Regions from separate parts of the Homo sapiens genome. Here region 1 is linked to region 2. Evidence: read pairs that join two places in POLR2A ChIA-PET (ENCODE). Cell type or tissue: Panc1. All regions are shown on one strand.

The links. Peaks named below come from ENCODE experiments on the same cell type or tissue, not always from the same donor. Only the 100,000 strongest peaks of a DNase experiment are listed, where the experiment ranks them.
Region 1: POLR2A ChIA-PET joins it to region 2 with 10 read pairs; 1 of 35 experiments calls an interaction of 5 or more read pairs at or near these places.

What each region holds. Positions count from the first base shown.
Region 1 is chr5:124,811,253-124,815,252 of GRCh38, forward strand. No RefSeq gene overlaps it. Among named protein-coding and RNA genes, the nearest start is that of ZNF608, 67 kb to the left of the region's middle. In Panc1, no CTCF peak of the experiment used is centred here; no DNase peak of the experiment used is centred here; H3K27ac peaks cover 353 bases.
Region 2 is chr5:124,614,643-124,618,642 of GRCh38, forward strand. No RefSeq gene overlaps it. Among named protein-coding and RNA genes, the nearest start is that of ZNF608, 130 kb to the right of the region's middle. In Panc1, no CTCF peak of the experiment used is centred here; no DNase peak of the experiment used is centred here; H3K27ac peaks cover 3,436 bases.

The DNA.
Region 1 (4,000 bases), 200 kb after region 2:
GATACTGCTCAGCCTGTCTATCTTTTGCTCAGATGGATTTTAAGGCTCTCTTACTTTCTCCCAAGGTTCTCAGCATTTCTTTGTTCTAAACCTGTTCTTTCTTGAAGATCGGACTCAAGTTCAGAGTGTCCTGCAAAGTTCAAGTTGACAGACTACATCTATTTATTTGCTCCAACTTCTGTTCCTGGAGGTGAGACGGGTCCCAAATCCTACACTGCTTAGTGATGATAGTTGGTCACACCAAGCTTTGGCTCCTGTGCACAGGCACTAGCAAAGAATACCAAGGAGCAAGGATGACAGCTACAGGGGAGGTACCCAGCCTCTTTACACTGGAATGAAGGCCGCCAGGTCAATGTGTTATCCGACATAAATGAATGTGGTCTCCTTTGCCCAGAGGTGTTCCTTTGATGGTATAGAGAAGGAGATGGCAAAGCAGAGGAGGCAAGGGGACCAACATGGGAGGAAGAGAAAGCAATGAGGGGTGGGGTGGGGAGGTGGGGGACTACCATCTACTGAGACTTTATTTTGTGCCAGGCACTGTGCTAGGCATTTACACACACCTATCACTTATTTCTCCTAATACTACTGTAACACATAGGGAAACCGAGCATGATATAAGTTGACTTCTGACAGTCACAGAGCTAAGGAATGTGAAAACCAGGAATTAAACCTATATTTGAAGATGACAGTTAGGATAACAACAGTAACACAATGCCAAAAAAACAAAACCAGAAACATACAGTTCATTGCAATACAGGTATCTCAAGTCATGTGCGTCACAAAAATAATAACCTTATAAAAAAGATATACGTGTACGTCAAAGCCTTATGACAAATTTCAAGAGAATAGCTATTTTACCTTACATTATTAATAATTTTGATGTATATTACTAGAATTTTGTTGTATCTACTTTGTTGAAAATTGTACCCTTTATTTGAATATTTTTGCTGGGCAGAGTTTTTTGTTTATTTTTAGTTTTAAATCCTATTGATGATACTTCTTAGCCAAATGGGAAGAAAAATAAATAACACCATAGGGATAGTTACATACTTTGTGACCTATAAAGGAACTAGTCTTCTTGGTACATTACTGTCAGCTAAACATATAAATGTTCTTTGAAAAGTCTGCTTCTAGATGTTAATGGAGGTATTGATTTTCACCTCTGTCTTTTTTTGATAATGCCTATTTACTGTGCTACCTCCTCATCTCCATTCTGAGCTCTGCTCTCTCAAGTGTTAGTGTCAGAGGCAAGTGCCAAAACCTAGGTGACTAAGTGGGTGTCAAGCCAGCTGCAGAAACAGAGGGAAGACTTAACTAATGGCACAGGTCTTCTAAGTCAATGGACCCTGTCTCTCCTAATTTCATTATCAATTCACCACAGGAACCTGACAGAGTCCGTATGCTAAGTCAAATTCAAAAGCTCAAAAATGAAAAGGGAAAAAAAATCCATTTTCAGAGTCAGGTAAAAACATCATAATTCAGAGAAAATCTTTAGTATTGATTGATAGCCGCAGACTCCTGTCCAAAGGTTTCCTCTTTAAATTAAGAATACTAATGATTTCTCATGCTGAAATTAATAATCCCAAAGCTGCACATATTCAAAAAAGACACTAATTGTTGTACTTCAACCAGGAAGTGCCAGTGAGCAGATGCCTAACCTGTTTCCTTCAGTGACTGAGGCTGATGACGTGTCATGGTGTTCCTGAGAATCATATGCTTCCCTGGGAGGCATTCTTGTGTTTGCCAAGAGGCCACCAATTTGAGACGGAATATCCTGTTTGTTGAGGCTTCTATAACATATGATCCAATGGCTCTCTGATAAACAGATTTGTTTAAGACAAAAGTTCTTGCCTAAGTCATTTGGAGACTGAATTGTGCTTGTGGAGGAGGCGACGCAGACCCCACATGGAGACAAGCCAGGGCGGTCTGGGGCTAGAGCAAGGCACTGATCAGTTCCAGAGGAAACCAGAGCTTTCCAGATAGCCACAAAGAATTGAAACCAGGAGAGAGGAAATAGCTATTTGTGGGGAATAGGAAATTGATATTGAGAGGAAATTGATACAGAAAGATACACAGATATAGTCATTTTGCTACTATTTTCATTTATTCTGTGCTATTGTATATATTTGTGTAAGCCACATGAAAATATTTTTAGAATTGTGTAAGGGTATGAATGAATAGGTAAAGTCTCTTTAAAATATTTTAATTTTTTTTTTTTTTTTGAGAGAAAGTCTCGTTCTGTTGCCTAGGTTGGAGTGCAGTGGCGTGATCTCAGCTCACTGCAACCTCTGCCTCCTGTGTGCAAGCTATTCTCCTGCCTCAGCCTCCCGAGTAACTGGGATTGCAGGTGTGTGCCACCATGCCCAGCTAATTTTTTCTATTTTTAGTAGAGACGGGATTTCACCATGTTGGCCAGGCTGGTCTTGAACTGCTGACCTCAAGTGATCCACCTGCCTTGGCCTCCCAAAGTGCCAGGATTACAGACATGAGCTATTGCACTCAGCCCGTTTTAAGTTATTTTACTGGCAAATACTATCATTAGAAATTAGGCCAGGTGCAGTGGCTCACAACTGTAATCCTAACAGTTTGGGAGGCTGATGTGGGAGGATTACTTAAGGCCAGGAGTTTGAGATGAGCCTGAGCAACATGATGAGACCTCACCTCTACAAATAATAATAATAAAAAAATTAGCCGTGTATGGTGGCACATGCCTGTAGTGCTAGCTACTCGTGAGGCCGAGGCAGGAGGATCTTGTGAGCCCAAGAGTTCAAGGCTGCAGTGAGCTACGATCATGCCACTGCACTCCAGTGCACTCAGTGACACACAGTGAGACCCTGTCTCAAAACATAAAAATAATAAAAAAAAACTTTGTTAGAAGTAAGTAACTTTGTTAGAGGAAAAGAGTAGTTAGAAACCTTTCCAGAGTTCCCTTACAGAAAAAAAGATAAAGAGGTACCTATGTTACTAGTTAGTTACCCATCTGTTTCTAGAAAGCTTTTTGTGTCAAAATATTGGAGTCTTTTGCAACAGCCTCAGAATTTGTTTTTTGGGGTAAGCCTACCATTTTGATTGGTGCACACATTAAAGAAATTTAAATTTAAAATGTATGCTCGAATACCCTTCTGTTCATCTATGTATTATGGGACTTTACTGTTTCTATTGTAATTAGTCATTCATATGCTATCTTCCCCACCAGAATGAGTTCCTGGTGGGATCACAAAGTCTCTAACCCCTGTAAAAGTCCCTAGAACAGAGAAAGTACACAGTAGACACTCTCTGGGGATTAAGTTATACAGTGTAACTATTTTGCAGAATAGTTACAAGGATTAAATAAGATGACATAAAATCCAACATGTATCTACAATAAATCACAATAGGAATTCAACTGTTAGTTCTCTCCCTTTCTTTGAACTAAAGAAAAGATATTTTTCAATTTGTAAAGCAGCGTAGAACACGAAATATCAAGTTTCACCTAAAAAATATATATATTCTATAGAACTTGGTTTGCTTTTAAGAATGATCATATTTGAGGCCAGGCGCAGTGGCTCACGCCTGTAATCCCAGCACTTTGGGAGGCTGAGGTGGATCACTGCAAGCCAGGAGTTTGAAACTAGCCTGGTCAACATGATGAAACCCTGTCTCTACTAAAAATACAAAATTTAGACTGGCATGGTGGTGCGCACCTGTAATCCCAGCTTCTTGGGAGGCTCAGGCAGGAGAATCACTTGAACCTGGGAGGCTGAGGTTGCAGTGAGCCGAGATCGCATCACTGCACTCCAGCCTGGGTGAAGAGGGAGACTCCATCCAAAAAAAAATCATATTTGATATATTTGGAAATTTAAAGCCTAGGGAGATGGACGGGAACAGAAAAAAAATTGGAAAACAGAAAATTTGGCTTTCTTGGCCGGGCGCAGTGGCTCACACCTGTAATCCCAGCACTTTGGGAGGCCGAGGCGGGCGGCTCACGAGGTCAGGAGATTGAGACCATCCTGGCTAACAC
Region 2 (4,000 bases):
AGCTATAAGTCATATTCTCTGATACAGAGCAAACTAACAAAGTAAGCCATGCCTTTCCTTAAATTAAAGAAGAAGTATATTGTACCCCCCACACAATTTGAAATCATTTTTAAGAAACCTGTAGAAAGAAAATGATGTTCATTAAACTGGTTGACTCCATGAGGTCTGAGTCCTATAACCATGCTTCTCCAAATGTATGATTTTTCCTACAAGAAGAAACAAATAGAAATTGAGTAGTAATTACTTGAGGTTTTAACCTCTCTTCTGTAAGACTTGCTAAGAATAATAAGGCTCTGATCTTGCTTTAGTTCTTAGATTACATCCAGCTCTAGAATGTAACAGCCCCTTGAACTGCAGTTACCACATTCAGACTGTACCACCTAATGTGGTCCACCTCTATCCAGCCTTCCATTAATAAGCCCAATATGCTGAGTTTTTAGATTAAGAAGTGATAAAGCACAGAATTCATCTACTTTCTACGGATTTAAAGTGCTTAAACCAAAGGAGAAGGGGAGCTTAATTCCAAGAGCTGCTGATCTTTCTTGGGCCTTAACCAACCTTTTCTGAAAAAGATAGGTTCCAGATGAATCCCAGAGGTGGGATACTCATGCCAAATATTTCAAAATTCTGAACACACTTCTAAGTATCTACTGCTGTCCTATAACGATTTTTGACTTATTATCTTGGAGAAATTCTTATCCATGGATATATATCTGATTTCATAATAGACATCAATAGAGAAGTGGGATTTGCTTTGCAGAAATTCACTTTATAGCCAAATTTGCTAGCTGCACATATTTGATAAAGTGAGAGATAAGTTTATTTATGTTCATATTTATCATCTCTATATCTGCTTACCTCTCTGGGGTTCCTTCAGACAGAATCTGACAAAAGAAAATTGATATAGAGGAGAATGTGGTTAGTTCAAGAAATATGATAGACCTTATTTGGGAGAGCCCAGCATAACATTTATAACCATCTAGTAGAAGCCTTTCAAAGAGAGTGTATCATTTCACTGCCTCCCCACTTCCAATCTTCTCCACCTAAAAAATAAAGCTAACTAATAAAGAAAGTACTATTCTCATTGTGTTATTCTCGCCCCTATTTTACAGACTAGGAGATAAACGTTTAGTAATGTTATTTGATTTCCTCAAGATCACAAATTTAACAGTGCAGCAATAATCTTTTTATTTTTATTTTTATTTTTTTAAGTTCAGGGTTACAACTGTGGGTTTGTCATATAGGTAAACTTGTGTCACCAGAGTTGGTTGTACAGATTATTTCATCACTGAGGTATTAAGCCCAGTACCCATTAGTTATTTTTCCTGATCCCTCCTTCCAACCTCCTCCCTCCAAAAGGCCCCAGTGTGTGTTGTTCCCCTCTATATGCCCATATGGGTTCTCATTATTTAGCTCCCACTTATATCTTAAGGGAAAGATTCTTTCAGGCCTTTTAACCCCAAATTTTACCTTTCTTTCTCATTCATGAAACCACATTGTCTTGTTGGTTTCATCTAACAACTTAGTGACCATTTTTCTTCTCTTTCTTACATACAGTTCTACTTTCCTTTCCTTCTATTGAATTTCTCTTCTTCCTTCTTTACCCAACTGAGATAAAATAGTTTCTTGAACTCCAAACACTCTTTGTCTCTAAATTCTCTGATTAGAAATAAGATGCTAGCCAAGCTTTATTTCAGGTCAGAGCAGTCTTTATTCTGATTTGGAAAACTAAAACTGTGTGTAGTGGGGAGGGGCGGGAAAAGTAGGGGTAGAACAGTCCAGACATGCAGGTGGGATCTTTAAGTAGGACTCATAACAACAGCCCTTAAGAAACAGGAAGGAGACCTGAAGCTGCAGAGTCATTCATTTGAGCTTCAGATTATTCGCTTTCCTAACTAATCAATAATTGTTATAATTAAAATTGATAGCTGCAAATAACATGACAGAGGGCTTCTGCCAGAATACTGATTGTGTCTTTGGCTTGGAAAGATAGGCAGCAGCGTGGAACACTTATTTTCCAATTTGCTTTTAGCTGTGTGCAAATTGCTTTAGCTGTATCCAGCTGATTTAGACCTTGCCTGGAGGTGCACTAGATTAATTGGGAGCCACACATTCATTGTTTACAGAATGGACTCTGTAATTGGCGAAATTTGTTAGTGCCAGTTATAAAATAACTATATAGTTCTGTTTTTAGCTGTCATTTCATTACTCTTTCTGTTAGAGGGGAGGGGGGACAATTAGAACCCATCTGATGATTAAGATGGGCGCTTTTACATAAGGATTCAAAGGAACATGTCTACAGTCAATATTTTATCCAAGCAAACGTTAGTGTGAATATGGTATTGATTTTTTTCAAAAACTGAAAAAGTACTTGAGCACATAAAAGAATTTTTTCATCTTTGTTGTGACTGAGCCTTAGATAAGAGAGCCTATTTTGTTAGAACTATCAGCAGATTTTTCAAAATGATTCTTTGTTCTCTCTTCTAACTTCATTGGGTTAAATAGAACGAGCACTCTTTCTTGCTTACTGCAAATGAAAGAAATAAGAAAAATCCTGAAGTCACACTCAGGTGCCCTCCAGTTTGTCTTGTTTCTCCCACTTTCTTCTTTGGGTCACAGGGTACCATGGGGACATCCACACTGCCGACTTAAAATACCAGATGAATATGAATGAATATGAAAGTCATTTTTGGCAGAAGGGCATTTTTTAAGAGAAAAACCAGGTAGGCCAAGGACAAAACATAAGTTATAATTACAGATTAGGAAAACAAAAGTTTTTTTTTAGTCCCTTAAAAAGTGTCTTATGTCAATAGACTTAAATATGCGAAATGGTAAATTACATCTCCCACACAACTCGTAGATGTTGCAACGCATGCCAAATTGTACATGCTATTCTCACACATATTCAAAAACCATATATATACACAGAGATGTCACTCAGGACTCTGTCACCTGAGTGACAAAATCCCAACTCAAACTCATTTAAGTAAACAAACAAAGGAGTGGAAGAAGAGTGTGTTTATTAGTTTAGGTAACTAAAAAGTACAGAAGGAGACTGTTAGACACTACCGGATTTATGGGTTCAAAAAGGTATCATGACTCTCTTCTTCCATTTCTTGGCTCAATCTTATTGCCTGCTAGCTTCACTTTCAGAAAAGCTCTTACCCCATGGAGGTCCCTGTCAGACCCAGATTTATATTATATCTGTTCAGCAACTGCAATAAAAAGAAGATGATTCTTTCCTAATAGTTTCAGCAAAATCTCAGACCTATAGTGAGTTACTTGCCCACTTCCTGAACCACACATTATGGCCAGAAGGGTAGAGTATGCTTATCAACCACACCTGAGCCATGTGCTCGCCTGGGCTTAGAGTGAAGGAGGGCAGTCCCCCAAAGGAACACTGAGGTACTGTTACCAAAGAAAGTAGAAATGGACACCAGGCAGGGACAACAAAAAATGGCCACAACCCTACCCACACAAAAGTTACAGTAAACTATTAGGATCCTTAGTAGTACTGCTTAAACTTTTCATTCATTGGTGTCTTTGGGATCTCATTAAAACTAAACATCTTTTCCTGCAGAAAAATGCCTATGTGACCATGTCATGCAAGATGTTGCTTGCTATTTCAGATGGGTTCATGAATCCCTAGAGCCCAACCAGTAACACAGAAACTAGAAATCTTTCTGAAGGAAAAGATGCTTTTTAAAGTATCCCGTATTGTATCTAAGTCCCACAATTTTAGGTTTTTCTTTTCCTTCCAATGGCCTTTTTTCCCCCGAAGTAATTTTGTTTGTGAAGAATTCCTCCTATGCAGGTATTTGTTATCCTTATTATAGAAGGACGAAGGAGGGAGCAGGCCTTCAGTTCTTGCTTTCAGATTTTAGAAAAGAGAGGGGTTTGAAAGAAAACTCAGAAAAAAAAAAGAAAGAGAAAATTACCACAGTCCTAATGTTCAACTTTTATTGAACACTTTGCCCTTGAAGATAGAAGGAATTGTCAT